Regions from separate parts of the Homo sapiens genome. Here all the other regions are linked to region 3. The links are chromatin loops, found by intact Hi-C in ENCODE. Cell type or tissue: OCI-LY7. All regions are shown on one strand. Region 1 overlaps LOC643339 (a long non-coding RNA gene). Region 2 overlaps EEA1 (early endosome antigen 1). Region 3 has its middle 3.3 kb from the start of LINC02413. Region 4 overlaps MRPL42 (mitochondrial ribosomal protein L42). Region 5 overlaps NUDT4 (nudix hydrolase 4). Region 6 overlaps LOC643339 (a long non-coding RNA gene). Region 7 overlaps UBE2N (ubiquitin conjugating enzyme E2 N).

Region 1 (4,000 bases), 110 kb before region 3:
ATCTGGCCAATAGTAGACCCACAAGACATGTTTGTTGAATGAATGAATAAACATAGCATCTATAATGGGCTAATGAAGGTACTGTAGTATACATTTGATGGAAGAGGCAGTGTGGAAGAGACTGACATGGCTTGTCAGAAGGACAATGAGTACCAACAAAGTAACATGGAAATGTTACGGGAAGGCAACGAGAACACAGAGAAGCCACAATTAAAATAATAGTTCGGTAAAACAGAAAGTCACAACTAAAGACTGAGAGACCGAGTTTCTTTGTGAACAAACAGTGAAGCCTCTTCTTCTTGTTAAGGAAATCCTCCATCATCACTGACGTTTCTTTCTTGAGTTAAAATGTTTTCGTCTCTGTTTCAAAATAGTCCCTTTATTTCTATGCTATATTTTGAGCATATTTTTATCTTTCCGGGAAGACAGTGGGTGAGAAAAATGTTCTTTCTAGAGAAAACTACTCACCTTTTCTCATTTGTTCATTAAAAGCAGGATTTTTAAAGTGATATATCCAGGCCATCCCATAATAGATTTCCCTGGAAGCAAGTATGCAAATGAAAGTTTGAGGTGAAGTCAGTTCTTGAGTCCCACAAGCTCTAATGTTCTTATAAATATTTCACTACACTCTAATAAAATCTCTCTGTTTTCCTAGGATGGATGATAACATAAGTTCCTCACCACTTGCAGCAACTTCTCTGAGATCATGAAAGAAATTAAGCCTTGATACATTGACGGCTGCTATTAAAGAGCTAGCTTCAAAACCATCAATTACCCTCAGCCCCACCTTAGAAGTATTAAGTGAAAGCCATCAGGCAGATTTATAATTAGAGATTGAAAATGCTGACCAGGGAGCTCACAGGGCCTTTCAAAATGCTGTCGGGAACTTGCTCAATTTTACAAGGCTATTGGAAGAACATAATTAAAGTCAACAAGGGGGCAAGAAACTTTAAGAATTTCAAGGTGGGAGAAGGGTAGCAGCTAGAAATCATTTTGATGAGAGGATTGTCCCCAAAGTTCTCCTGTGAGAACTTCAAGGAAAACTGCTAGAACGTCAGGTTAAATGACAATAGAGTTTCCTTTTGTATCAAACCTTATAGATGCGGAGTTAAGAAGCTTAATTCCACTGTGTAGAAGAGCAGAACACTAGTGCCCATGTGGGAGTTATTTCCTGGTTTGAAGAATTAGAAAGCAGGGTCCAAGCACATGCTTATGAAGTTGTGGAAAATTTGCTACGACTTAATAAGGTGGTGTGGTTTCCATTTCTGTCACCTTGAATAAGAGGCTTGTGATTTTTCAGCACATGAGGTTTGTAACACACAACTGTGTATGGAAGACCTACTCTGTGCCAGGCACCATAATGGTATGGGAAGACAAAGACCAGCTTTGCCCTCATGGAGCTCTGGTTCTAATGAAAGAAGGAAAACAAGTCCATGGGAAAGTGATTGAGATGAATGAAGGGTGTTTGGGATCAGAGGAGAAGGGCAAGTATAGCAAGAGATGTTTCTGTTTGTGTGGAGAGTGCTATGTCCGTGGTACACCAGAGGCTGTGCAGACTGGTTGAGGACTTCCTCTTCTGGATGGTAAGGCTGAGCAGAGGCAACAGAAAGGCACTAAGGAGAAAAATGGCTTCCCTTTAGTTTTACCTCCTTTCCTTTTCAGTGGCGCCCTCTAGTGGAAGTGGCAAAGAGCCAAGGGAAGCTTAAATATGTAACTGACTTCTTTTTATTTTATTTTTTTTTTTTTTAATTATTATTATTATACTTTAAGTTTTAGGGTACATGTGCACAATGTGCAGGTTAGTTACATATGTATACATGTGCCATGCTGGTGTGCTGCACCCATAGTAACTGACTTCTAAAACATACATTCACTGACAAAATGATGGTGAACAATTCGTTCTGTGTAAGTAAGACGTAGGCATCTCCATATTGTAACACTGGAGAGGAGAAAAACCAAAGCCAACATAGAGCCCTTGATATCCCCTCGGTAGTCAGGACCTAGGGGTTTACAGTAAGGAGCAGCAGGCAACAACATTAACCTTCTAACAGCAAGCTATCAAAATGAACTTGAAATAATGCACTTAGTTCCATGTAGTCCTTAACCTCCCTGTGAGAAACCTGCACATGCCTTGCTTCCTAATTCTTCTTCTGGAGCTCAGGGCCAGGATTGGTAGTGCTGCATATAGAGCTGTGTTGGGAAGAACTGTAAGACTCAATGAAGGAAGAGTGTAGTGATCAATTAGTGATGTCTGCCAAGAGTATGGGAAGGGATGGGGACAGCACATGTGCTATGTATTTGCCAACCCTGAACTGGGGCATATTTTCAGTAAGCTGTCTCTGCCATGGAACTGTAGTGTACAAAGCTAACTAGTATTAATGAATACTAGTTACTAGTACTAGTATTCACTTGTAACTTCTCCAGCATGAGATAATAGTGCCTTTGCTGACCTTCAGTGAAAATTTTCACAGACTTTACCAGTAATTTTCATAGATGACAGACACACTTTGGTAGATATTAATAGTCTGGGGATTAGATACTAGGCTGGTGCAAAAGTAATTGCTGTTTTTGCCATTGCTTTTAATGGCAAAAACTGCAATTACTTTTGCACCAAATAGATACACTCCACTGTGGAAGAGAGATAGTTCGTTTGGATTTTTCATATCTAGAGGATATATGCTTCAAGACCTTTAAATTCTCCATGTTGATACACAACAAATATCCTTCTCATTGCTAATCTGATTCCTTGTTTCTGGGAAGGAAGAATCCTGGTTAATGAATACCAATATCATTGTTACTGGGAAGATATTCCATCAGTAGGATAATGATAGTATCTCCTTGATAATAAGTTGACATTTTGGGTTACATGCCAATTCTTGGTAACCGTAAATTATAAAGAGACTGATCATTCTTGCAAGTTTGGTTAGCTAAGTTTCTCAGTTTGTTTACCCACCACGGGGCTCCCTCCTCCAAGAATACTCTCTCTTTTAGAGCGCTCACTTCAGCAGTCATAGGAGTTGGCTTGCTTGCTTGTTGGGGTTGAAAGTTAATCAATGTTCCTAACAGCATTGATAACAAAGCTGGTCACCGCTGCTCTTAATGGTAGGCAATCTTATAGCTGGTAGCAGAAATGATTCAATTACACTGTCAGTAATACATCTTTTTTTTTTTTTTTCATTTATTTTTAGTAGAGACAGGGTTTTGCCATGTTGCCTAGGCTGGTCACAAACTCCTAGGCTCAAGCAATCCACTAGCCTCGGCCTCCCAAAGTGCTGGGATTAGAGGGGTGAGCCACCTCACTCAGCCAATATATCTTTTTTGATAAATTTTTTTAGTGCATAAACTTTCTAGGTTAAAGATATGATTCAGGAAGGGTCAGATTTGGGGCCCAGTCTAAATTTTGTTATTGGTGAATTTTAGTGGCCTCTCAAAAACATTTACAATGAGTAAACGTTATTAATGTTAGAAGTTAATTACCAGCTGGGCTCAGTGGCTCACGCCTGTAATCCCAACACTTTGGGAGGCCGAGGCAGGTGGATCACCTGAGGTCAGGAGTTCAAGACCAGCTTGGCCAACATGGTGAAACCCCATCTCTATTAAAACTACAAAAATTAGCCAGGCATGGTGGCACGTACCTGTAATCCCAGCTACTAGTGGGGCTGAGGCAGGAGGATCTCTTGAACCTGGGAGGCGGAAGTTGCAGTGAGCCGAGATGGTGCCACTGCACTCCAGCCTGGGCGACAGAGTGAGACTCCATCTCAAAAAAAAAAAAAAAAAAAGAAGTTAATTACCTATTTGTGTTTAGCAGCATGGTAAATAAAAAGAAGTATTTAAGACAAATAACTTCATAATCTGAAGTATATAATTTAGTTGGGGACATAAAAGATTTAAAATAATAATACAAGATAGCATATACTTTATTACTTTTGTGGGCTGGAGCTGCTCCTACTGGCTTGCAAAAGCCAATTGCTAAGTTTTCCAGTTTTGTGAGCTGGTTATT
Region 2 (4,000 bases), 200 kb after region 3:
GAAAGAATATTAAAATGTTTTATTTAGATAGGGAGCATATATTTTATCCATAGGCTGTTATAAGGAATTATGAAGGAGGTGGGACTTGATTAGGTCCTGAATTTGAATACACAGAGACTCCGGAGAAAGGTCATTTTATTCAGGGGCACATTTGAGAAAAGGTGCCATAGTGAGAATGAATAAAGCAAGCAGACAGTTAACATAATTGCCTTGCTGGCGTACTAGTTTATGTTTGGAATTAAGGTTTAAAAGGTTGGATCTAAATTGTGAAGTATCTTAGATGCCTAGCAAAGATGATTGGATTTTATATTTGAGGGGAAAAAGTGAAAAGTCTAAATAGAGGAGTAAAATGAAGAAAATAGTACTTTAGAAAACAACCTGGTAGTGGTTTGCAGACAGCTTGGATTGGACCTGGGATAGACTAGTGGTGGAGAGATGAGTTAAGAGGTTACTAACTTCCTTTCTCCATAAATTCTAATAGTCGAGGTATGAGTTGATTAGAACTGGGATGAACATTAAAGAGGATGAAATAGAGATTAATGGGAGAGAGAGAAGAAACAAAAGGACTGAACCCATACCTGGCTGCAAGGATTTGACAGAGATAGGAAATTGGGTGAAAGAATTTTCATAGTGCCAGTAGAATATCTATGTATCTATCTATGTATCTATCTGTTTATCTGGAGGTAAAAATTAGCAATAGTTGTTATTAAGAAAAAATACCACACAAGATTTAGGTAGTGTTAAATTATTATTATTTGACCTTACAACACTATTGAAAGTATTGAAAGTCAAGGAAGCTTTGTGGAGGAGTTTGGGCTTAGCCTAAGAACAGTGAGGAACCACTAAAGGGAGTTACTTACATTTGTATTTTAGGCAAATGACTCACTGCAGATTGAGGAATGAGAAACAGGGCTGAATCTGAAGACCAGAAGACTTTGCAGTAGTCTAAGTGCAAGACGATGGTGGTGTGGGCTGGTAATAGCAAGGATGGAGAAAAGTGGATGAATTTGAAGGATATTTAAATGATAGAAGAGATGAAACTTAATGTTTGATTGGAAAAGTCTTATAGAAATCACACTCTTTCCATATGGATGTCATTTACCCAAAGCATAAGCTAGTAACAGGAACCAACATTAAATTAATCAATGTTAATTGATTTGATTGATATTCTTTCATTAAGCCAGCGATTTTTATTATGCTTGAAAGCTATGTTGTGTACTAATAATTTCATACATGAAAGAATAACTCAAATGTAAATATGGGCAAAAAGAGAAAGCTGAGGGACAAGGCTGCCATAGAGTTTTACAACTGTTAAGGGACCTTGGATAGATCCTCTATTCCAAAGCTTGCTTTTGCCAAAGAGAGCAGGCCCAGTGCTTCCTTTTGCAGAGAAGACAGGCCTACTGCTGTACAATAACAGAACCATGGTTAAATCTTAGTTCTGATTCAAAGTCTGCCATTCTTTCATCATTTCACTATAATTTTTTAACAAAATAAAAGATTGGTAAATTTTATATAAAATGCTTTTAAAATGAGAAGTGTATGAACTACTTAAGAAGCTAATTAAAAAAAATAGTCAATTCCTAGGGAAGTTCAGATGATATTTATAGACTAGGATAAGAGATGGCTATCAGTTATTATTTTTCTTTTGCTTCAATGATGTTGGATGGTCTTGTGTATAAGAGAGAGAAGAGGAGAGATTCAGAGCCTTGTAACATGATACCTAACTACTTCAAGGCTATCTACCATGGGTTGACAGTGTAGAGCATGGGCTAACAGTGTATATACCTAGACACCAGTAGAATGGAAGGTAGCCTGGCCTGATCTATGCCTTTAGCCCCATCTGCTGGATTATTTATGAAGTACTTAAGTTTGTTGACTGGATATTTCAGATTGGCTATGCTGTACACCACTCTTTGTTGTCCAGGAAAGGTAGAGGTAGAATTTAACTGTAAAATTTACACCCTGAGTGAAGTGAAAATTCTAGGATAATAGATTTAGAATTAAATATAAATCTTCTTAGCCTAGTACTCTATATCATTTCATCAGAAATCAAGAAAAAACAACTAAAAATATGAAGTTTTTTTTTTTTTTTTAAGAAAGTATGGGAAAACTTGCTGAATAGACAAAAACAACAGCTACCATGGAACACTGCAGAAATCATTTGTTTACTGGGGTGCTATAATGTGATTGGCATAATCAGGGTCAAGGTTGGTATTTGATCCATTTAGGGATTTGCCTATTTCAAGGGGAGTAGATGGGTTAGAGATAGTCCCAACAAAACCATGGAATGGGAGAGAGGGTTCTCCGAGGGAAGAGATGCTGAGCAGAGGAAATAATATGCAATATTATTATAATCTGCAATAAGAAAGATGAAAAGAACATTTAAAATGCATGGCAGTATAAATGTTCATCTATGTCATTGAATGATGTAGATGAAAGTTCAGAGGCAGGGGAAAACATGTCTTGGCATGTTCAGAAAGGATTTCATGGAGCAGTCCAAATTTTGAGCTTGACTTTAAAAAATCAGTCACTGGGTTTTGTGAGTTTAACATTTTATAGGCTGTTATTTAAACCATGGGCTTTTTGGAAATCTTGTGGTTAGAGGTTAGGGTTGCTTTCCAGGCTCTAGCAAGCGTTGGTATTTTTAAACATTAGATCAGGATCTCTATTAACTAATTATAGTTGCTGTAGACTGTTTGAACTGGACTTTGTCAACTTTTCTCCTTTTTTATGTGAAATCACTCTCACCCTTTGTGACATATAGGTCAGTTCCCACATGTGGTATAGAGCCTTCTGTAAACCCCACTCCACAGCATCTCACACTCACTGTTTTTCTGTGCATTTGGCACATAGCGTATACTCTCCTGCCCTGTGTAGCTTCCATTTTACATGGCTGTTCTGCTTTTTGGGCGATGTACTCAACTCCCTTAAGTCAAAGACCAGCTTGTACCCTCCTGTTCTGTCTTAGCAGTGTTCTCAATTAATGGTTAGGTGCTGGATTAGTGAAGAACTAGCTGATGTTAATTCTTCCCTGAAAAAAGCCTCAAGGGGTTTAGTGTTCTACTGGCAGTCATTGAAAATTAAGATTTAATTTATATCAGAAAGACGTAACTGGGTTACTGGTAAGAAGTAAACTTTCAGGAAGCTTAAGAATCCTCATAAATAAGATCTTTATTTATTTATTTCATCTTTCTTTTTTTTTTTACTGAGTACTTGCTGTATACAAGCCTACTCAGCAAGGATCCTTTGCTAAATTACGTTTTCTGCCTCCTTTTCAAAGGAGCTGTATCTCCAGAATAAGAAAGATCAGCTTTTTCCAGATCTGATGGAAGAGATCAGTTGGATCTCTTACCCTGCTGATTCTTCGCAGTAGCAGCTGAGAGTGGCAAGGTTCCTACCATACCCATTATCTACCTGTTACCATATTTATCCCCAACTGAAGTGTCATGAGTGAAAAAGCTTCCCCTTTCCCCAACTTCTTCTTCTCAAAATACTTGGGCTTTAAAACAGTCAACAACTATGGACTATGTTAAATGACAATCACTACTTCTACGATATAGATGAGAAGAGGACAGTGTGCTTTCTCAGGATAGAGCCTCATTCTATGTTTGGCTGAATTTTCTCTTTTTGTTCACTTGATCAGGTTGTCAGCTGTGAAGTTGTTATTATTTTTATTCCATGACAAAATAATCCTTCCTATTTGTTTCAGGAAAAACTCTCTCAAATTGTGTTTTTCCCCTACTCTCACACCACAACAATCATCAACACAGAAGACTTCTGTGACCAAACATATGGGGATTTTCCCACACACACCAAGAAGCAGACACCAACTGTGTGTCTTCCAATTTAATTCTGACAGTATCTCCCTAGAGATAGTATCAAATCCCACAGATTGGGGGCTCAATCCCCAAGACTGCTCCCTACAACTCCAAACACCAATCATTAATCCAGGCTTCCAGAACTTCTGACCAACTAGCTAGTTTCAAGTTGGGGTTTT
Region 3 (4,000 bases):
ACAGTATTGGAAATATTTATTTTAATCAATTACCACCATTGAAAAAAAATCAGGAGACTTTACGTAAATCTTTTGGCTTCTCTTAAGAAACAGGATCCGGAAACATTGTTTCCACCTCCTTGTAAGGTGACAGCACTCATAACTGGCCTGCTTTGCTCATTTTCGTGACCTGCCTGGGTTTTGGCTTTATGTTAACCCTAACCCCTGGCAGAGAGTGCACAGTTCTCTCTCATATAGTTGTTATGAGGTCCAAATAAAATAGTGTATAAAGTAGCTCCCAGTAAGAACTGAATCATTATTACTTCTCCCTTTTTAGTTGCTGAAATTCAGGTTTGTGAGCTTACGTTGACTTTTAAGCATCTAAATAGATTTTCCATTTTACATAGATGAATAATGATTAAAAATAGCAAAAGTAGGATTAGATGAACACCTGGGATGAAGCAAATCCTTAAAGGAAAATAATATGATCTCAGGATCTTGAAAACATGTTTGCAAGATACATTTTTCCTTGAGATTAAAATCTTAGACTTTTGTTATCTCTTCCAAATGAACCATTTAATCAATGAGACAGTTTATTGGACAAATAGATGTTTTCCTTGCACTGTGCCAAAAAACAGATTTGATTGATTTTACAATTAAATTGAGGGAAGTGGCTGATAGTTTTTGCAAACTCATTCCTTGCCCTTTATTGATTTTTGTTTAAAGTTTAGCCATTGAACATTACAATAAAGTAACTAAGCAAGCCACCTTGAACTGACAAAACAAGGGCACTCACTAAGTGAAAACACCACACATAATGATAAGACCTGTCAGAGCACTTATGGATTCTGCATCTGATCACTGGAATATGACGTCTAGAGTACTAGGATTAAGAATCTCAGCCTTGAAGTTAAAAAAAAAAAAAAAAAAAGGACTCTTAACCTTTTCCTGGCACAGTGGCTCATGCCTGTAATTCCAACACTTTGGGAGGCCAAGGCTGGAGGACTGCTTGAGGCCTGGAGTTTAAGACCAGGCTGGGCAACATAGTGAGACCCCTCCCCTTCCCATCTCTACAAAATAATAAATAAATAAATAAATAAATAAATAAATAAATAAATAAATAAATAAAAGAATCCCAGCCTTGAGGTTAGCTTTGGACTATCAAAGCTGCCTCAACTATTGCTCATTTAGAGAGCTCAAAAGCTTTTTTAAGAACTCGCTTATTTGTTTCATTTCCTCTTCTGAAGATTTTTTTTGCAGATCCAGACTTTGAAGAGGCTCCTCCCTCCTGCCAGGCTCACTTGCCCTTGTCCTTGCTGTGACAAATTACATATTTCAAAACTCTCAAGTAGTGCCCCGCTTCTGTCCCAACGCTACCACCACCATGCATATCCCTTGCTGAACTCTGAAACCAAGACTCAGTTTCAGGAAACACAGCTGTCAGAACACTCCTCCAGTTACAGAGTCTACAGGCATCTCACACTAGGTCTCCAGGTCCCCATGTCCCAGCATGAAGTGGGGGTGGAATGTGGCAGAGGCCTGTCACCTCTCCTCCCTCCAGGGCTGGCAACAACTTCCCCCGACCTGGGTCTTCTGTTTCACAACAGATTCAGTCTTTTCAACTTCTGGATGCCTCTCTTGGTAGCTCACACCTGCAATCCAAGCACTCTGAGGGGCAGAGGATCCTTTGAGCCTCCGAGTTCAAAATCAGGCCAGTCAACATAGTGATACCCCTTCTCTATCAAAAATAAGAACTAAAAAAACTTTTTAAATGGATGCTTCTCTTAGCTTAGCTTCTCTTTGCATTTGAAAAATGATGCCAATTCTTTTCCTCAGGGGACGTCTTTGAATGCCTCTGGCACTTTCACAGATTCCTCCTTTTTTTTTTTTTATGAAGCAAAATGTGGCAATTTAGACGTTTCATTAGTTGTTACTAAGCTGTGTCTCTGCTTGTTTTGTAAACTCTTTCCCAGACCCAGTGGAAAAGCGCATGCACTTCTTTTACTTTTTTGAAGAGAACTAGCACCCTCTGTAGGCCAATCTTGTTTATTAATAGTTTCTAGTGCCAGTGCCTAAGGCAAAAAAATTGCATTTGTCAAACCTATCTATGAAAATCCCTTAAATTATCAGGAAGCATAAAAACCAAGAATTAGTTTCTTTTGTTTCTGTTTTGGTCAGTGTCTCCCTTTTTTGGAGTAGTGGATTTCAACAGGGGAGGGAAGCTTAAATAAAAAGAGAGTCTTTTTCTCTACCTCTCTTTTTGTCTTTTCTGCCACGTGCTTATGTGGAGAAGCTTGTATTCTTCAATTTCCATATAATATATTCATTCACTCAGAAATGTTTATTGAGTCAACTACCTACCAAGCACAATACAGATTCTGATACAGAGAGATCCCTGCTCTCATGGAGCTTACATTCTAATAAGGAAAGAAGATTACCAGCTAGATTTCAAGAAATGCTTCTTCGGAGAATAATAGATACTCTGAGCATAATAAAATGAGAATGGTGTAGAGAGTGATAGGGCAGTGGGGTAAGCTGTATTAAATAGAATAGTCATGGTGGGCCTCCAGAAGGAGGTGATTTTTGGCAGAGATTTGAATGGAGAGGAGCCGGATTCATAAATTCTGTGCTGGGGTGTGACCACAGCAGTCTGGCTTGCCAAATCTACTCCTAATCTCTACATTTACTGCCTCCCACATGTTGTATTTTGGCTACACCTCATTAGTCCCCAAAAAGTAGATTACGAGGTGGGAGGATCACTTAAGGCCAGGAATTTGAGACTAGCCTGGGCAATATAGTGAGACTCCATCTCTAATTTATGAAAGAGAGAGAGAGAGAGAAAGCAAAAAAAAAAAAAAAAAAAAAAAAGGCTGGACATGGTGGCTTCACCTGTGATCCCAACATTTTAGCAGGGGCAAGGCAGGAGGATTGCTTAAGACCAGGAGTTAAAGAACAGCCTAGGCAACATAGTCATACTCTGTCTCTATTATTTATTTATTTATTTTTTGAGATAGAGTCTCGCTCTGTCACCCAGGCTAGAGTGCAATGGTGTGATCTCGGCTCACTGCAACCTCTGCTTCCCGAGTTCAAGCGGTTCTCCTGCCTCAGCCTCCTGAGTAGCTGGGACTACAGGCATGTGCCACCATGCCCAGCTAATTTTTGTATTTTCAGTAGAGACAGGGTTTTGTCATGTCGTCCAGGCTGGTCTTGAACTTCTGACCTCGTCATCTGCCTGCCTCAGCCTCCCAAAGTGCTGGGATTACAGGCATGAGCCACCGCACCTAGCCTCTGTCTCTATTTTATTTAAAAAAAAAAAAAAGAGAGAGAGAGAGATACTAGGTACAATGACTCATGCCTATAATCCTAGCACTTTGGGAAACCAAGGCAAGAGGATCACTTGAGCTCAGAAGTTCAAGCTCAGCCTGGACAACCTAGTGAGACCCCATCTCTATTTTTTTTCAAACTAAAATAAAGAAAATTTTAAAAAAGAAGAAAGAAATTTGTTGTAAGCAAATATTGACAATATTTATTAGAACGTGCTCTGTCTCCCATATACACCAATAAGCCCATAGAGAAATCCAGTCCTGAAACATAAATGGAATATTGCTTTCTGAGAGATACATCAGATGTTTTTTTGTTGTTGTTGTTATTTTTGGTTTTTGGTTTTTGTTTTTTTTTTTTTTTTGAGATGGAGTCTTGCTCTGTCGCCCAGGTTGGAGTGCAATGGTGCCATCTTGGATCACTGCAACCTTTGCCTCTCGAGTTCAAGCAATTCTCCTGCCTCAGCCTCCCGAGTAGCTGGGATTACAGGCATCCACAACCATGCCTGGCTACTTTTTGTATTTCTAGTAGAGACAGGGTTTCACCATGTTGGCCAGGCTGGTCTTGAACTCCTGACCTCAAGAGATCTGCCTGCGTTGGCCTAACAAAGTGCTAGGATTACAGGCATGAGCCACCGTGCCCGGCTGTTTTGTGTTTTTAAACTTTTAAGTTCAGAGCTACATGCGCAGATTTATTATAT
Region 4 (4,000 bases), 520 kb before region 3:
TGTATTTTATAAAACCATATTCAGATGCCTGTGAAGCAATGAATGTGCTAGGCAATGTTAGGCGGTAGAAACAGTGATACACGTAGTCAGACAGGGTACCTAGAAGTCATGGAGCTTATAGGCTAGTAGGGGATATGGACATTTACCAAATAATCACACAAAAAGATGCCTAATTACAAACTCTGATTAAGTGCTATGGAGAGATATACAGTGTTGCACGTAACAACAGAATCTAAAGAAGTTACATTTTAGGGGGCATATAAACAATGTTGTGCAGGGGAGGTAGAAGAAACACATTATGGTAAAGGGCTGCAAAGGAAATAAGCCCATAATAAGGCCTCTTATAGGTTTAAGCTAGGACCTGAAACTTGTATACTTTATATGCTTTGAAATGAGACATACATTAAAGTGGCTGATCAAATTAAAACATTTTCCAGTCTTTGCCTACTAAATTGATAAAGATTTTTTAAAATTTTAATAGAACTAAAGAGAAAATATTTCTATATACTGATGTTAGGAGTATGCAGTTTAGGCCAGGCATGGAGGCTCACACCTATAATCCCACCCAGCACTTTGGGAGGCCAAGGTGTGTGGACACTTGAGGTCAGGAGTTCGAGACCAGCCTGACCAACATGGTGAAACCCTGTCTCTACTAAAAATGCAAAATTACCTGAGTATGGTGGTGCACACTTGTAATCCCAACTACTTAAGGAGGCTGAGGCAGGAGAATCACTTGAACCCGGGAGGTGGAGGCTGCAGTGAGCCAAGATCGCGCCATTGCATTCCAGCTTGGGCAGAGCAAACCTCCATCTCCAAAACCCAAAAAGTATACAGTTTAAACCACTGACTTTAAAAATGTACATAAACATGGATGCCGGACATGGTGATTCAACGATTGCACTTACAGAAACAAATCTAAGAAAACAGTAATGATCTTGCCAGCTTCTGATGAGATTATAAGAAAAAAAAAAGAAGAAATAAATTTAAAAAAAAAATAAAAAAAGAAAATGGTAATAATCCACCAGGATGTTAATAACAGCATTATTCACAAGATGGAACAGAAACAATGATTTTGTCTAACAGCAGGGAGTTAATTAAATTATGACAAGCCAGATTATAGAATAATATGCACCCATTAAATCAGAGTACTTAATGATACGGAAAAAATTCCTATTAAGTGAAAAAAGCATTACAAAACAGCATATATTATGAGCTCTATTTTTATTTTTGAAATATATTTATGCAGAGAAATACAAAATGTTAACAATATTATCTTAAAAAAAAAAAATAAGGCTGGGCACAGTGGCTCACACCTGTAATCCCATACTTTTGGAGGCCAAGGTGGGTGGATCGCTTTGAGCCCAGGAGTTCAAGACCAGCCTGGGCAACATGGCGAAACCCCGTCTCTATAAAAAAAATTAAAACAATTAGCCAGGCATGGTAGCACACATGTGTAGTCTCAGCAATTCGGGAGGCTGCGGTGGGAGGATTGCTTGAGCCCAGGATATTGAGGTTGCAGTGCAATGTGATTGTGCCACTGCACTCCATCCTGGGCGACACAGCAAGACCTTTTCTTTAAAAAAAAAAAAAAATCAGTTTTTGCTATTGGTCTACTCAGAATATTCCAGCACTTAATTTCACTATTACCATTTATTCTACTAGTCATTCTCAACTAATGAACATCCAAATTCTCTGCTAATTAAGTGCTTTTAAAAGTCACTTTTGGGCGAGATGTTCAAATTAAGCCCTGGGTGAGAGTGCCCTCTGGTGGTTTCCCAATAATGCTTGAACAAGAACTGTGTAGTGAGTTTTTCATGAAGCTAAATGTATTTAAATTAAAGAAGCATCCCACTTTACGAATTTTAAAATGTCTGCAAAACAGACAAATAAGTAGATCTTTCATAAAATGTTACTGATGGTGGATAACAGGTTCTTATCCCTGGGGGACGGGGGAGGAACAGAGGGCAGGTGATGCTGGTGATCACGGACTATGTGCTTATTTAGCAAAATTAAAAATCAGCAACCCATGAAAAGCAAAATCCCAGAAAGCACAGTGTTAATCTATACTTCCAGTAGAATAAAGTCAAAGTTAATTCTCCAAAGCACTGACACATAAGTATGTGGATGTGGGCATCTTGGGTAAATCCTTATTTAGCAGAGCTTTGTACTCGGAAGAGAAGAAAATCTTCATAATCATATTTTGATTTTTCACTTCTTTCTACATTTATAACATAGCTAAGAATTTGTAGAATTTTGGATATAAGTCAACCTGAAAGAAAACCAAACATTTTTCAAGAATACACCATCGACAAAGCTGGTAAATATTTCTGATTTATCAAGTTCAATCAAACTTGTTTTTTTAATCTTTCCAAATGAAATTTATATTAATGGAAAAAGTAAACCACTTAACAGAGGGTCACCATTATTAATTATTTCCTTTACTCTCTATTCCTCACACTTCACTGGCCACTTGAAACTTCTAGAGTTCCTTTATTAAAATAACTAGATCAAACAATAGACTTTGAGAAATTATTTTTCATATCAATTTTACAAATACTGTATCACAAACATTCTACAGTACAAATTTAAATAAAGCAACTTTCTACCTTATTAAAAGATTCTTCACCTCCTAAATAGAAACTGAAGGGGAAGCAATGCTATTAAGGATCATACATAAGCTAATAGAGGCAGCAGAATTATCTATTAACATTTTCCTAACACTATTCTAGTGACCTTAACATTTTAATCACAGAGCTGCAGCTGTTTGCATGTGTTCTAAAGCTAGCATAATCTTTAAGACAGTCAGGAAAAAAAACCTTCAAAACAAATTACATAATATTCTATCTAGAAAAATTTCCAGGAAAGCACATTCTTGGGTGAAAGAAAACCACCCCTTTGTCATTGTGATGCACTAAAAAAAAGCTTTGGAGCCTGATAGTTTGGCTCCTGGCTCTCCCACTTGTTTGGGTAAGGTTCGAGTCACTGTAAAATGTAATTATACTCCCTTTTCAAAGGATTATTTTGAGAATTTAATAAGAATTGATGGAAGGGGCCTAGCAGATAGTAAAACCTGATTAAAATATCACTAATTTAATTATTTCCTAGAAGCCAACTGAAACATCATAACATTTATTTTCTTGGTAGACCTTATGAGTTTATTCTCAAAGGCAATTAAAAAATCTCCTTCAGGAAAGCCATGCACATTTTTATTAATCATATTTATACTACTAACAATGCTTGGCTGATGATTAAAAATACTTAAATCACAGTAGACACACAAAAAGAGATGTTTCTCAACTTATCATAGGGTTACATCCCAATAAACCTACTATCAGTTGAAAATATTGTAAATTGAAAATGCTAGCCTGTCTTAAATATGCTCAGAACACTTACAGTAGCCTACTGTTTAGCAAAATTATCTAACACGAAGCCCGTTTTATAATAAAGTGTTGAATTTCTGATGTAATTTATTGATGTTCTACTGAATATGTATGGCTTTGGCACTATGGAAAAGTCCTAAATTGGAGACCGCACATAAATGAAACACTAAAATAGAAAAAGAAAAAAGAAAATAGGTTTCTCTAAATGAGAATGTCAAATCCAGAATTACTTTATATAAAAGTACACATTCTAATATATGAAAAGATATTTTATCATTATTACTTTACTATATATTACTGAATACACCAGACTGCATTTTCTCAAATGGCAAATGAGGCACATTTCTCTTTGATTCCCCCAGGAACCTCCGCATCATCTGTCTTTTGGAGGATTCAGATTCTTACGACATCTGTGATACCTTGAAAAGAAGAAAATACTTGGAATAAGATGATTTTAATAAAAATTATTCCTGATAAAAATCTAACTTCTATGATTATTTTGCTATTGGAACTATTTTTTTAAAAAATCAATGAAACTACGTATCAGCCATTTCTTAGTAATAAGCCACATTCTCCCATTGTGAAAATTTGTTTTCTTTTCTTTACCTAATCATTTTTTT
Region 5 (4,000 bases), 410 kb before region 3:
AATGTCCACTTACTCCCCGATAAATGACTTAGACAACAATATGTTGGGGAATAATTAAGATGAATATGCATCTCTACATTTGAATTATCTTCCCTGCTCTAAATGAAAAGTGACCAAAAAAAAAAAAATCTAGGATGGAAACTGGACACAGGAATATAAGCAAAGAGTATTCAGATAACAAAAGGGAACTTACCTATATTAACAGAATCTTCCCAATCTTCTGTTAGAACAGAGTATTCAGATAACAAAAGGGAACTTACCAATATTAACAGAATCTTCCCAATCTTCTAATATTTCAGTGACTGTTAGAACATAAACATATGTTCTGTGCTTTCGGTCTTGGTTCTGCTTGAATATAAAAAGAAATGCATTTTAATCTACAGGAGCTAGCCATGGACACATTTTCCAAGGGAAAAAAATTAGTCTGGCATACTGCTGATTAGCATAGCGTATTTCCCAGCACAGGCAAGTATATTCAGTTGTACAGTCCAACACAAAAGTGACTTTATATAAGACAAAACATTTAAAAGTTAAACAGAAGACTAGAACTAGAGCTTCATCATTACTGGTGGTGAAATTGGCTCTCAATACTACTTTTTTTGTAGAAGTCTGGAGATGTTGCCCAGGCTGGTCCACTCCTGCCCTCAAGGGAACCTCCTGCTTTGGCCTTCCCAAAAACTGAGCTTACAGGTATGAGGACCCAGCCTCCAGTACTAAACTTTAAACACTTATTTCTATATATCTGATGTTCTTTTCTTTTTTTTTTTTTTTTTTTTTGAGACAGGGAGTCTCGCTTTGTTGCCCAGGAGTACAGTGGCGTGATCTCAGCTCCCCCACAATCTCTGCCTCCCAGGTTCAAGTGATTCTCCTGCCTCAGCCTCCCGAGTAGCTGGAATTACAGGTGCACGCCACCACGCCTGGCTAATTTTTGTATTTTTAGTACAGACGGGGTTTCACCATGTTGGTCAGGATGGTCTTAAACCCTGACCTCATGATCCACCCACCTCGGCCTCCCAAAGTGCTGGGATTACAGGTGTGAGCCACCTTACCTGGCCTATCTGATGTTATTTTCATAAAGAAAATCTTAAGAGTTGAATGCAATCTTATTAAAATAATAGACCTGCATTCCCATAGTTTTTATCCTATCCCCTCTTCCCTGGGGCTAATCCTGACAACCTTTCAATGACATGGAAAACTGCTTCCTTTAGGACCTTTGTAAGAGCAAACAGCACCAGTTCCTTTAAGCACTCCTCCTGCAGGCCTATCAAGGTGCACATAAAGAATAGCCCATGGCCTGGAGCAGAAGCTCACGTCTGTAATCCCAGTACTTTGGGAGGCCAAGGCGGGCAGATCACTTGAGGTCAGGAGTTCGAGCCCAGCCTGTCCAACATGGTGAAACCCCGTCTCTACTAAAAATACGAAAATATTAGCCGGGCGTGGTTGTATGCCTGTAATTCAGCTACTTGGGAGGCTGAAGTGAAGGATCGCTTGAGCCCAGGAGGCGGACGTGGCGATGAGCCCAGATCATGCCACTGCACTAAAGCCTGGATGACAGAATGATACCCCATCTAAAAAAAAAAAACATAAATTAAATAAAACAGGCAACTGAGCTTGTTTCTGGGTTAAAAATTAAACAAGTTGGCCTTCCTTCATCCTGATTAAAGTTAGCCTTCTTTGCCATAGTCCACGACTTTAGATAATTGTCCTGATTTTGGCCACAAACAACCTGAAAAATCTACTCAAAACAGTGGGTTTTTACAGCTGGGAAGGATTATCTTTTTATATCTGAGAAGGAATAAAAACAACAATAAATTAGAGGCAACTGTCAATTAACACATCATTCATTATTTTTAAGAATCAGTTGTTTTATTTCTATGTCTCACAAATCAGTACATTTATTATGCTATATTCACAAATTCACAAAAATCACTGGGATGAATGGGCAGGGCAATCCAATTTTCCCTTATATTTTCTAAGGGGAAAGGTATTTTTTGATTGACGTGTGCTGTTAAACAGTATTTGTAAAGCACTTAATACTGTTACCTTCCCATATTATTTAAGCTTTATTTATAATGTGAGACATTTTCTTCAAACACCTTGTCAGCATATTGACAAATGTGTTATTTGTAAAAACCTCAGTATGTTTTTCAGTTTAACCAGGAGATGGTGCTATTTAACTGGGTGAAGCAACTGCTGAATTCTGGAAAAGACTGAATTCTACTTGAACGACTTTTCTCTTTGTTTTTTGAGATGGAGTGCCGCTCTGCAACCTCCACCTCCCGGGTTCAAGCCATTCTGCCTCAGCCTCCCAAGTAGCTGGGACTACAGGCGTGCGTCACCATGCCCGGCTAATTTTTGTATTTTTAGTAGAGACAGGGTTTCACCATATTGGCCAAGCTGGTCTTGAATTCCTGACCTAGTGATCCTCCTGCCTTGGCCAACCCAAAGTTCTGGGATTACAGGCATGAGCCACCACGCCCGGCCAACTTTACTCTTAATTACTGTATTCCGGTAAAAGTCATCATCAATTCTACCAAGTGCTACAAAATCGGGATTTTTTCTGAATTCCTAAGGCTTAAAAATAAAATTTATATGGTTCTACTATAAAGGCTGTACTAACCTATAAACAGCACCCTGAAAAAAGGAAAGTGACCATGTTTCTGGTATACTGTGTATCTAGGTCTGAATCTTGGATGAAGATACATCTGGACCTCCTTTCTCCCTGGCTTCCAGAGACTGCCTATCACATTCAAATTCCCTCCCTGAAAATTCTATTCTGCCTTCAGTAATAAGAGAATATATGAAAGAGAATTCTATTCTTTTAGCATCTGTTCTATGTACCTGAGATTTATATCTTCGTACAATCCTTTAAGTCACTAGGTGTATCATATAATATTTGCTAAGGGCAATGGGGACATTTCCAGATAAAACACATGAGACCTAAGCTCTTAGGTCATACTAAAAATATTGTACCTCCTAAAAGATCTATACCCTAAACAGTCTACAGTGGATTAAGATAAACATTTCAGTATCAGCTCCACTGTATTTTCAAACAGAAGTAATCACTACCATAATAATGCTATATAAAAGTGATGGCAGCCGGGCACAGTGGCTCACGCCTGTAATCCCAGCACTTTGGGAGGCCGAGGTGGGCGGATCACTAGGTCAAGAGATGGAGACCATCCTGGCCAACATGGTGAAACCCCATCTCTATTAAAAATACAAAACTTAGCTGGGCGTGGTGGCGCGTGCCTGTAGTCCCAACTACTTGGGAGGACGAGGCAGGAGAATTGCTTGAATCTGGGAGGCAGAGGTTGTAGTAAGCCAAGATTGCACCACTGAACTCCAGCCTGGCGACAGAGCGAGACTCTGTCTTAAAAAAAATTAATTAAAAATAAATAAATAAAAGTGGTGGCATATGAAAAAGTGGCTTTTACTTCCCTCCCTACCTAATCCTGGACTGACTGCCTACTGCTAGTCTGAGAGAAATGTCTGGTTCAGGCTGCTGCCACATTATTTGGTTGGTTAGGAAGAAATCATTAATTCTATTATCAGCAAAGTGAAGATTACTTTTTAACTCACCTCAAATATGCCCAGAAGTCTGCCTAGTTTTCCTTTGACTCCAGCCTATTAAAAAAAGATGAAATATAAAATGTTTACCTTTTTATAACAAAATGTATATAAATACAAGTTACACTCTGGCTATTTACTTAAATCTAATTAAATACAATACCCCTCCCCATACCAACTCACTATCTTCCTGCTTCTGTGAAGTTTTTATTGTCATTTACTTCATCAGCGGCAAGGACTGATCAAAAATTAGTATTTCTGGCTGGGCGCTGTGGCTCATGTCTGTAATCCCAGCACTTTGGGAGGCCGAGGCAGAAGGATCACTTGAGGTCAGGAGTTCGAGACCAGCCTGGCCAACATGGTGAAACCCTGTCCCTACTAAAAATACAAAAATTAAGGCCAGGTGTAGTGGCTCACGCCTGTAATCCCA
Region 6 (4,000 bases), 90 kb before region 3:
GCCAGAACTTTCTCCACATCCCAAACAGAAACTCTATACTCATTAAACAATAACTCCATTCTCCCCCTCTTCCCCCCAGCCCCTGGTAACCACTATTCCGCTTTCTGTCTGTGGGAATTTGCCTATTCTAGGCACCTCATATAAGTGGAATCGTGCGGTATTGGCCCTTTTGTGTTTGGCTTATTTCATTAACATAATGCTTCCCACGTTCATGGTCATCCTCATTTCATAGGTGAGGAAACTGAGGCGCAGGAACATTAAGGAAGGAAGTGGTGAGCCAGGCAGTCTGGCTCCAGTGCCTGAGTACTTAAGAGCATCATTGTGCTGTTTATCAATGAGCCTTGTGTTCACAGAGTCAATGATGATAGTTTTTCAAAGCATGGGCTGGCTGGATGGCTCTAAGTGCTTCTCAGAGCCTACTAACCCAGAATAAAACAACTTGAAATCCACATTTTCTTTCCTGTGTGGCAAAAGGAAGAGTTTCCCTTTGTCTTCTTGTGTCTGGCTAAAAGAGCAAACTCTTTCCTCTAATTGCAGACTCTTACTTGATTGTTTCTGCAGTCCCTGCCATTCATCCATTTCTATGATGACTCTGCTCCCATCCCCAAGACCAGCTTCCTGGCACTCACTTCAGAGCCACCATTTGGCTGTCTCAGCACTCCCTATTGGGTAAAACTCATCATTCCACTGTGCACAACTCTGTACAATTTGCTCAAAATATTAGTTTTGTGCAGAGCCGCTTTTGACTTGGGAGCCAGAACAATCCATTTTGAAGCCAACGATGCCAGTCTGGCTATTGTTAGGAACGGGGACCCTGGTTAGCACACACCAACCTGCCTCATCCAAAATGAATTCAGGGGCCAGCAGAGATCGAGTCCAAGCTCTTCCCTGACTTTGGGCAGTCAAGCCACAAAGGGCTGGTGCATATTTACCAACAGTCCGCACATGTCTGACTTGTCTTCGCCAAAATCACTGAATTCCAGCATCTCGGAATGCTGGGTGCCAAGAAAAGGCAGGTAGCCATAGTTGTCTTGGATGGCATGACTCAGCAGCAATGGTGCTCTTCAGCAATGAGGTACTGACTTTTAAACACAGGAATAACGTGCCAACACTAAGCTACAAGCGAATTTTTTATATTGGGAATTTGCAAACATAAGGCCCTTTTTGTACCTATCAGACAGTTAAACAAAATTTGCGATACTCTGCTAACAGATTCTCTTTCTTTCAGCGATACAATACATTGCATTACCTTTCTGGTCCCAATTGTCATCAAAGACAAGAAACAATCTAACCAAAATGCTGGCTCCTCCTCCTCTACTGGAGCTTTAATTATTAGTGTTTTGCAGCTCAGTCCTAGCTACATTTTCCTCCTGTGTGATCTTACTCATTTAAATGCCATTTGTACTTGTCAGAACCCACTTGGTTACAAGTAGCAGAAACTAACTCAACTCTGAAGCAAAAATGGGAATTCATTGATTCATGTAATTGTGATGTTAGCTCCAGGACTGACAGCCTCATGGGCCTCAATGCTGCATCAGCACGTGGCCTCTCTCCCTCTGTTACTTGGGTCTTTTTTCCTGTTGTGTTGTGTTGGTCTCATTCTTATTAGGCTACAGTCCCAAGGTGGTTTAAAAAAAAAAAAAAAGGCTCTGGTAGCTCCAAGCTTGCACTGTACCAGTTTAGCAATTCTTCTGTAAAGAACAACTTTTCCTTCCTTATTGTTCCACTAAAAGTCCTTTGGCTAATTCTTATTGAAATGATCTGGGTTATCTGCATAGCCCTGAATAATCACTACGACTGGGTAAATGGCTTGTGCTGACTGTTCAGGCCTGAGACTTCTCCTTACTTCTTGGCTAGAGGAGAATCTGGAACTTTGATTAACAGCCTGTCATGATTCTTAGCCAAGAAGGAGGGATATTTCCCCGAAAGAAAATCAGGATCCTTTTAGCAAAAGATATGGCATATTTTCCCACACAGAACTATACTATGTATATGCTGAAGATTTCCAAATTTCTTTCTTTCTGGTCCAGACCTCACCCCTGAACTATAGGTTCATATATCAAACAGCTTCCTTGACTCGTCTTATGGGCATCTTAATCTCACTGATATGGTTTGGCTCTGTTGTCCCCACACAAATCTCATCTTGAATTGTACTCCCATAATTCCCACATGTTGTGGGAGGGACCCAGTGGGAGATAATTTGATCATGGGGGTGGTTTCCCCCATACTGTTCTCATGGTAGTGAATAAGTCTCACGAGATCTGATGGTTTTATCAGGGGTTTCCGCTTTTACATCTTCCCCATTTTCTCTTGCCGCCACCACGCAAGAAGTGCATTTCACCTCCCACCATGATTCTGAGGCCTCCCCAGCCATGTGGAACTGTAAGTCCAATTAAACCTCTTTTTCTTCCCAGCCTCGGATATGTCTTTATCAGCAGCGTGAAAACAGACTAATACACTTACCCTGTCCAAAATGTATCTCTTGATTATGAGCATCACACCTCTACCCTATCCTATCCCCAACCTGTACTTTCTTTGCTTACAAGCAAGAAGAACTGGCACTGGCTAACTTAGGCAGGCAGAATGTGCTGGAAGGCTTTGGGACTCGCAGAATTGATGGCAGGCTGGAGTCCTGGACTTGGAACTAGGAAGCACAGCAAATGCCTTGCAAAAGAAAAAACTTGTTAGGAGCTCCTGGAGGGACTGAATTTTGTCCTTCTTCAGATTCGCATTCCAGGAAAGGATTACCTGATTGGACTATCTCAATCATGTATGGCCTCTCGGCTTGACTATAACTCATAAGAAAGAGGTGTTCCCGCCGGGCGCAGTGGCTCATGCCTGTAATCCCAGCACTTTGGGAGGCCGAGGTGGGCGGATCACCTGAGGTCAGGAGTTCAAGACCAGCCTGGCCAACATGGTGAAACCCCGTCTCTTTAAAAATACAAAAAAATTAGCCAGATGTGGTGGCGGGCGCCTGTAATCCCAGCTACTTGGGAGGCTAAGGCAGGAGAATTGCTTGAATCCGGGAGGCAGAGTTTGCAGTGAGCCGAGATTGCACCATTGTACTCCAGCCTGGGCGACAGAGCGAAACTCAGCTTCAAAAAAAAAAAAAAAAGGAGGTGGTGTTCCCTAACAAGAAATGGGGGTGCTGTTAGGGAAATGGATGCTAGACATTCAAATACTCAACACATATCCCCTCTACACCCTGTTCTTCCCCCAACTCACTAGATGTCTTCTCCACTTGACACATGGCTCAAGTAAAAAACCTAGCAGTGAGCCTGAGTTCCTCCCCTCCCCTCACCTCCACATCCAAGGTGTCAGCAAACCCCTACAGCTCTGCTTCAAAAAGGTATCCTAACAGTGTCTATTTCTGTCTGTTTCACCTCTACCTCCCTCATCCACACCATGACTTTCTCTCAGCTGGAATTCCATAATGGCCTCCATCTGGTTTCTCTGCCTCCCTTTTTGCTCCATGCAGCAGCTAGGGTGATCATCTCAACAATACAAAACAAGTCCTGTCACCTCTGCTTAAAGCCCTTCATTGATATCTTATTGATCTTGCAATAACATCTAATCACAAGATGGTCCTATGACAAAGTGGTTATGAACCGAGACTCTGAAGCCAAATTGCCTGGGTTCAAATCTACGTTCCACCCCTTAACAACTAGAGCTCCTTGGAAAAGTTATGTAGCCTCTCTGGGCCTCAGTGCCCTCATCTGAAGAGTGGGAATAATAATAGTATTTAATTATAGGGTTGCATAATGATTGAATAACTAACCCATAAAAATTACTTGGAATAGCATCTGACACAAAGTAAGTGCTAAATAAACATTAGCTATTATCATATAAAGACCCATTTGATCTGGTGCCTGTCCTCTCTCTGACTACATCTCCCTCTACTCTCCATTCTTTGTTTCCATGGTCCCACCAGACTGACACCCTGATTTTCTTAGAACATTCCAATTCTTTCTACCTCAACACCTTTACATTGCTCTTCTGT
Region 7 (4,000 bases), 430 kb before region 3:
ACAAAATAGCAATGAGTAAACATTTGTAAGTAAATTTATATTTCAAAGTCACGAAACATTTTAGAGCATGTTGATCTCATGCACTATCAAAGATAGGCAAAATGGTTTACCATCTGATAATTCCAAGTCAAAATAGTATATACCAATTTTTCAATCAAATCAGTTTTTTTCCTATTTTTATCTTAATAAGACTATACTTTTCTGGTTACCAGTTCAAAAAGAAAAAAAAATTTATGACATTATGGCTTAAATTTACCTTTTTCATGAAGCACCACTTCACGATTATGAAGGGTTGAAAATAGCCCTTTTAACTCCCGTGCTGTTTACTGTCCCTGCCAAACATTAGACATTTACTGCTTATGTAGTTAATTGTCTTTATTGTATACCATCAAGATTAGGAAACATGGGCCGGGCCCGGCAGATCACGAGGTCAGGAGATCGAGACCATCCTGGCTAACACGGTGAAACTCCGTCTCTACTAAAAATACAAAAAATTTAGCTGGGCGAGGTGGTGGGTGCCTGTAGTCCCAGCTACTCTGGAGGCTGAGGCAGGAGAATGGTGTGAACCCGGGAGGTGGAGCTTGCAGTGAGCTGAGATTGTATCACTGCACTCCAGCCTGGGTGACAGAGTGAGAATCTGTCCCCCCAGCCCCCCCAAAAAAAAAAGAAAGAAAAAGATTAAGAAACACATCCTGAAACCAGACTGAATAGAGCCCAGCAGCTTGGATTTGAATCTTCACTCTGTCATTCACTAGCTTTGGTCGATTACTCTTTGTTTCTCAGTTGTAAAATGAGTATGAGGATTAAATGAGCTAATACATATGTAGCACTTAAGTCAGTATTTGGCATAGTTTGTTCTTAACTGTTACCCGAGATTTTCTTTTATTGATTCTCTGTATATCTGGGACAGTGCTTGATAATTGCATGTGGTCCCTGCTTTTATGGGGCTTACAGACTGGTGGGGAGGAAAATATACACAGACTATAATACAACCTGATGTGTTTAGTGGGCAGAAGAATTGGGGAGGCAAGATAGACAAGAAATAAAGGAATTCAGCTTAACAGTTTTTCTTCTTGGTGGGACAATTTGTTAGTAGGATTATTCTGATTTTTGTCCATTGTCATTGTCAGTGATTGGAATAATCTTAAATGCTGTTCCTGAGATGGAATTTACCAATGAACACAGCAGATACAGTATTCCTCATCAGCTCTGGGTGGTACCTAAGCATTGCAGATGTTCGTTCACCAAGCAAGCATTTATTTAGAATTTACCACCATTTACTAGCTGGGGTTCCTCTCTTCAAATAGTTTAGGGTCTGAGAAGTAAACCAGCAGTTATTGTGCGTAGTTACAGTAAGTGGAGAGGTGGTAATGAACAGGAAACTGGAAGTACAAGGGAGAAACTTTTAGACTAATTCAGACCTGAGATACATTCTGATGTATCTCAGATTATATATACTTTGACTTTCAGAAGTCCCTCCAGCTCCCAAGTCTCCATTCCTTTTCACTGAGCTTCACAGAAATATTGATCTGGTCTAGGTTTGAGGGAAAAAATTAGGATGTAGAGATTTCTAGCCCAAGTCATCTGGCCCCATCTGTTCATTATTACTTCAAGTGGAATAGAGAGTACTTACCTATTTGTTACCTATCAACCCATAAATAAAGCTTTTCCCAAAAAAGGAATACTCTGGTCTAAAGTACTCTGAGATTTAGTCTTTGGTACGCAGAATCTTAGAAATAGATTTTTCTTCCGTTTTTCCTTCTCTGAATCTGCCACCTAAGAAATTTTGAGATTTAAATATGTGGGAGTAGAAGGGAAAAGAAAGAACAAGGGAGGGGTGTGTCTTGAGAATCATTATTCTCCATTTGACTTTAGGATAGGCATTTTCAGGAAATTCTCATGGACCCAGTTAGCTTATCTGGGGGAGTCTAAGTGGTTAGGAGCAAGATAGGCACAAGAGGTGAAAGCAGAAAGGGAATACAAAATTGTCTTAGCTTTGCTTGGTTTGCTTTTATTAGTTTTCTTAAGCTATTTTCATTTTATTTACTGTTGGAATCTATAGGTCTTTTTCAAGGACGTGTTTAGGTAGGTGCTAACTTTGGTTTGGTTTTACCAAAGCAAGGAGTGATCATATAATGTAAGTTTAAAAAGCTTAGCAAACTTGGGTACAGTAACTTTTAAGAGCATCAGTTTTTTCATTTGCAAAGGAAAGGTGGTGAAATAAGTAGATGATGTCTTATGTCCACTAGGGGGTAGTGTGTACTGTAAAAATTAAAATAGTTCCTCAGTGAACTCTTTACTTCATCATTCAGTTAGCTTGTTTGAATTAATTTTTGTTCATTTAATGTGTTTTGAAATTGCCATAAATTTTTTTCAAACACAATCTTGTGAGTGTAGCAAACAGCAACTGTTGTTACATGCATTTCTGTTATTAGTGATGTCAAATGTTCTGACATTACTTTTTTTTTTTTTTGAGACGGAGTTTCACTCTTGTTGCCCAGGCTGAAGTGCAGTGGCACGATCTCGGCTCACTGCAACCTCCGTCTCCCAGGTTCAAGTGATTCTCCTGCCTCAGCCTCCCGAGTAGCTGGGATTACAGGCATGCAGCACGAGGCCTGGCTAATTTTATATTTTTAGTAGAGACAGGGTTTCTCCATGTTGGTCTCGAACTCCTGACCTCAGGTGATCTGCCCGCCTCGGCCTCCCAAAGTGCTGGGATTATAGGCATGAGACACCACGCCCGGCCTGACATTACTTTTTGTATAGAATTTTTTGAGGGGAAAATAGTGATGCTTTAAAGTTTCTGTACAAAATTTTACCTATTATATGAAATAAATTAAATTATTCATAATGACCAGGCAGTAACATTATAACATGATTGTCTTGTGTTTCACTCTCCAGACTAATTTGGGAGCCACTAATCATTCCATGTGGCTGTTGAGTAGTTGAAATATGACTAGTTTAAATTAACATGTGCTACAAGTGTAATTTGCACAGTGGGCATTGAAGGCTATGATAAAAGATAAAATACATCATTAATTTCATACTGATTTCATGTTGAAATAATATTTTGAATACATTTTTAGATAAAATATATTAAAATTAATTTTACTTGTTTCTTTTTACTTTTTTATTTGGCTACTAGAAAATTTTTAAATACTTACGTGGCTTGTATTATATTTCTGTTGGATAGCAGTGCTGTGGAGAAAAGTACTCATCAGCCATTTTTATCTTAGTGTATCTCTAGGTGGCCTTATGATTTGTAAGGAAGTAGTGTAATGGGGAGCTTGAGCAAAACTTTGGTTCTATTTCTAATCCCAGCTAGAAAATAGGCAGTCAGTTTTACTATAATGAGACATTATATGTTTCTAAGAATGTTATGTTATACAAAATCATGTAGTAAAATTCACAGGGCTTACAGATAAAATGAAGCAAGGGGTATGCACTTGAAAATGTCCATTGATGATAATTAACTTTTTGTTTTGTTTTGTTTTGTTTTTAAGAGACAAGGTCTCACTATCGCCCAGGCTGGGGTGCAGTGGTATGATCACAGCTAACTGTAACCTTGAACTCCTGGGCTCAGGCAGTACTCCCACCTCAACCTCCCAAGTACGCTAGGACTATAGTCATATGCCAGCATGCCCAGCTAATTTTTTTAGTTTTTTGGTTTGCAGAGATGGGGTCTTGCTATGTTGCCCAGGCTGGTGGTAACATTTTTTAAATGCTCACTTATTGGGCCAAGTGTGGTGGCTCACGTCTGTCATCCCATTGCTTTGGGAGGCCAGGGCGGGAAGATTGCTTGAGGCAGGAGACCAGCCTGGGCAACATAGAGAAACCCATCTCTACAAAAAAAGTGATAAATAAAAATGCCCACTTATATATATAGAGGGTGAACTTGCAGATTCTCATAAGTAACTTACAGTTGTGTACATAATGAAGAATTGACTTGCTTTATTAGTGATCCCAAAAAAGGAGCCCGTTTGTTTTATCTTACAAATTT

What was found. Hi-C counts contacts between places; a loop is a spot of excess contacts. Peaks named below come from ENCODE experiments on the same cell type or tissue, not always from the same donor. Only the 100,000 strongest peaks of a DNase experiment are listed, where the experiment ranks them.
Region 1: a loop joins it to region 3, with 8 times the contacts of the local background. A loop is called at or near these places in 10 of 110 quality-filtered maps.
Region 2: it touches region 3 in a loop (9-fold over the local background); 31 of 110 quality-filtered maps call a loop at or near these places.
Region 4: a loop joins it to region 3, with 7 times the contacts of the local background. A loop is called at or near these places in 9 of 110 quality-filtered maps.
Region 5: it touches region 3 in a loop (5-fold over the local background); 85 of 110 quality-filtered maps call a loop at or near these places.
Region 6: it touches region 3 in a loop (2.5-fold over the local background); 9 of 110 quality-filtered maps call a loop at or near these places.
Region 7: it touches region 3 in a loop (7-fold over the local background); 67 of 110 quality-filtered maps call a loop at or near these places.

Annotation. Positions count from the first base shown.
Region 1 is chr12:93,095,872-93,099,871 of GRCh38, reverse strand. All of the region lies in intron 3 of LOC643339 (a long non-coding RNA gene), which reads left to right. It overlaps LOC105369908 (a long non-coding RNA gene), which reads right to left. Exons shown (of 4, transcript NR_188219.1): 2 at 3,636-3,757; 3 at 469-539. Among named protein-coding and RNA genes, the nearest start is that of LINC02412, 76 kb to the left of the region's middle. RefSeq lists an enhancer at 1,290-1,539. In OCI-LY7, a CTCF peak has its summit at 1,674 (motif pointing left); a DNase peak (open chromatin) is centred at 1,621.
Region 2 is chr12:92,783,124-92,787,123 of GRCh38, reverse strand. The region is part of intron 22 of EEA1 (early endosome antigen 1); the gene reads left to right. Among named protein-coding and RNA genes, the nearest start is that of PLEKHG7, 82 kb to the right of the region's middle. In OCI-LY7, a CTCF peak has its summit at 1,843 (motif pointing left); a DNase peak (open chromatin) is centred at 1,823.
Region 3 is chr12:92,985,487-92,989,486 of GRCh38, reverse strand. No RefSeq gene overlaps it. Among named protein-coding and RNA genes, the nearest start is that of LINC02413, 3.3 kb to the left of the region's middle. RefSeq lists an enhancer at 1,198-1,247. In OCI-LY7, CTCF peaks have their summits at 1,811 and 2,012 (motif pointing left); DNase peaks (open chromatin) are centred at 1,266 and 1,986; H3K4me3 peaks cover 1,052 bases; H3K27ac peaks cover 1,996 bases.
Region 4 is chr12:93,500,975-93,504,974 of GRCh38, reverse strand. It overlaps MRPL42 (mitochondrial ribosomal protein L42), which reads right to left. Exons shown (of 6, transcript NM_014050.4): 6 at 1-3,799. The coding sequence ends at 3,754. Among named protein-coding and RNA genes, the nearest start is that of MRPL42, 35 kb to the right of the region's middle. In OCI-LY7, CTCF peaks have their summits at 1,549 and 1,775 (motif pointing left); a DNase peak (open chromatin) is centred at 1,744.
Region 5 is chr12:93,395,116-93,399,115 of GRCh38, reverse strand. NUDT4 (nudix hydrolase 4) reads right to left here. Exons shown (of 5, transcript NM_019094.6): 3 at 3,583-3,627; 4 at 261-345. Among named protein-coding and RNA genes, the nearest start is that of NUDT4, 19 kb to the right of the region's middle. In OCI-LY7, a CTCF peak has its summit at 2,148 (motif pointing right); a DNase peak (open chromatin) is centred at 2,165.
Region 6 is chr12:93,075,824-93,079,823 of GRCh38, reverse strand. All of the region lies in intron 3 of LOC643339 (a long non-coding RNA gene), which reads left to right. Among named protein-coding and RNA genes, the nearest start is that of LINC02413, 87 kb to the right of the region's middle. In OCI-LY7, no CTCF peak of the experiment used is centred here; no DNase peak of the experiment used is centred here.
Region 7 is chr12:93,417,864-93,421,863 of GRCh38, reverse strand. All of the region lies in intron 1 of UBE2N (ubiquitin conjugating enzyme E2 N), which reads left to right. Among named protein-coding and RNA genes, the nearest start is that of UBE2N, 22 kb to the left of the region's middle. In OCI-LY7, a CTCF peak has its summit at 2,230 (motif pointing right); a DNase peak (open chromatin) is centred at 2,253.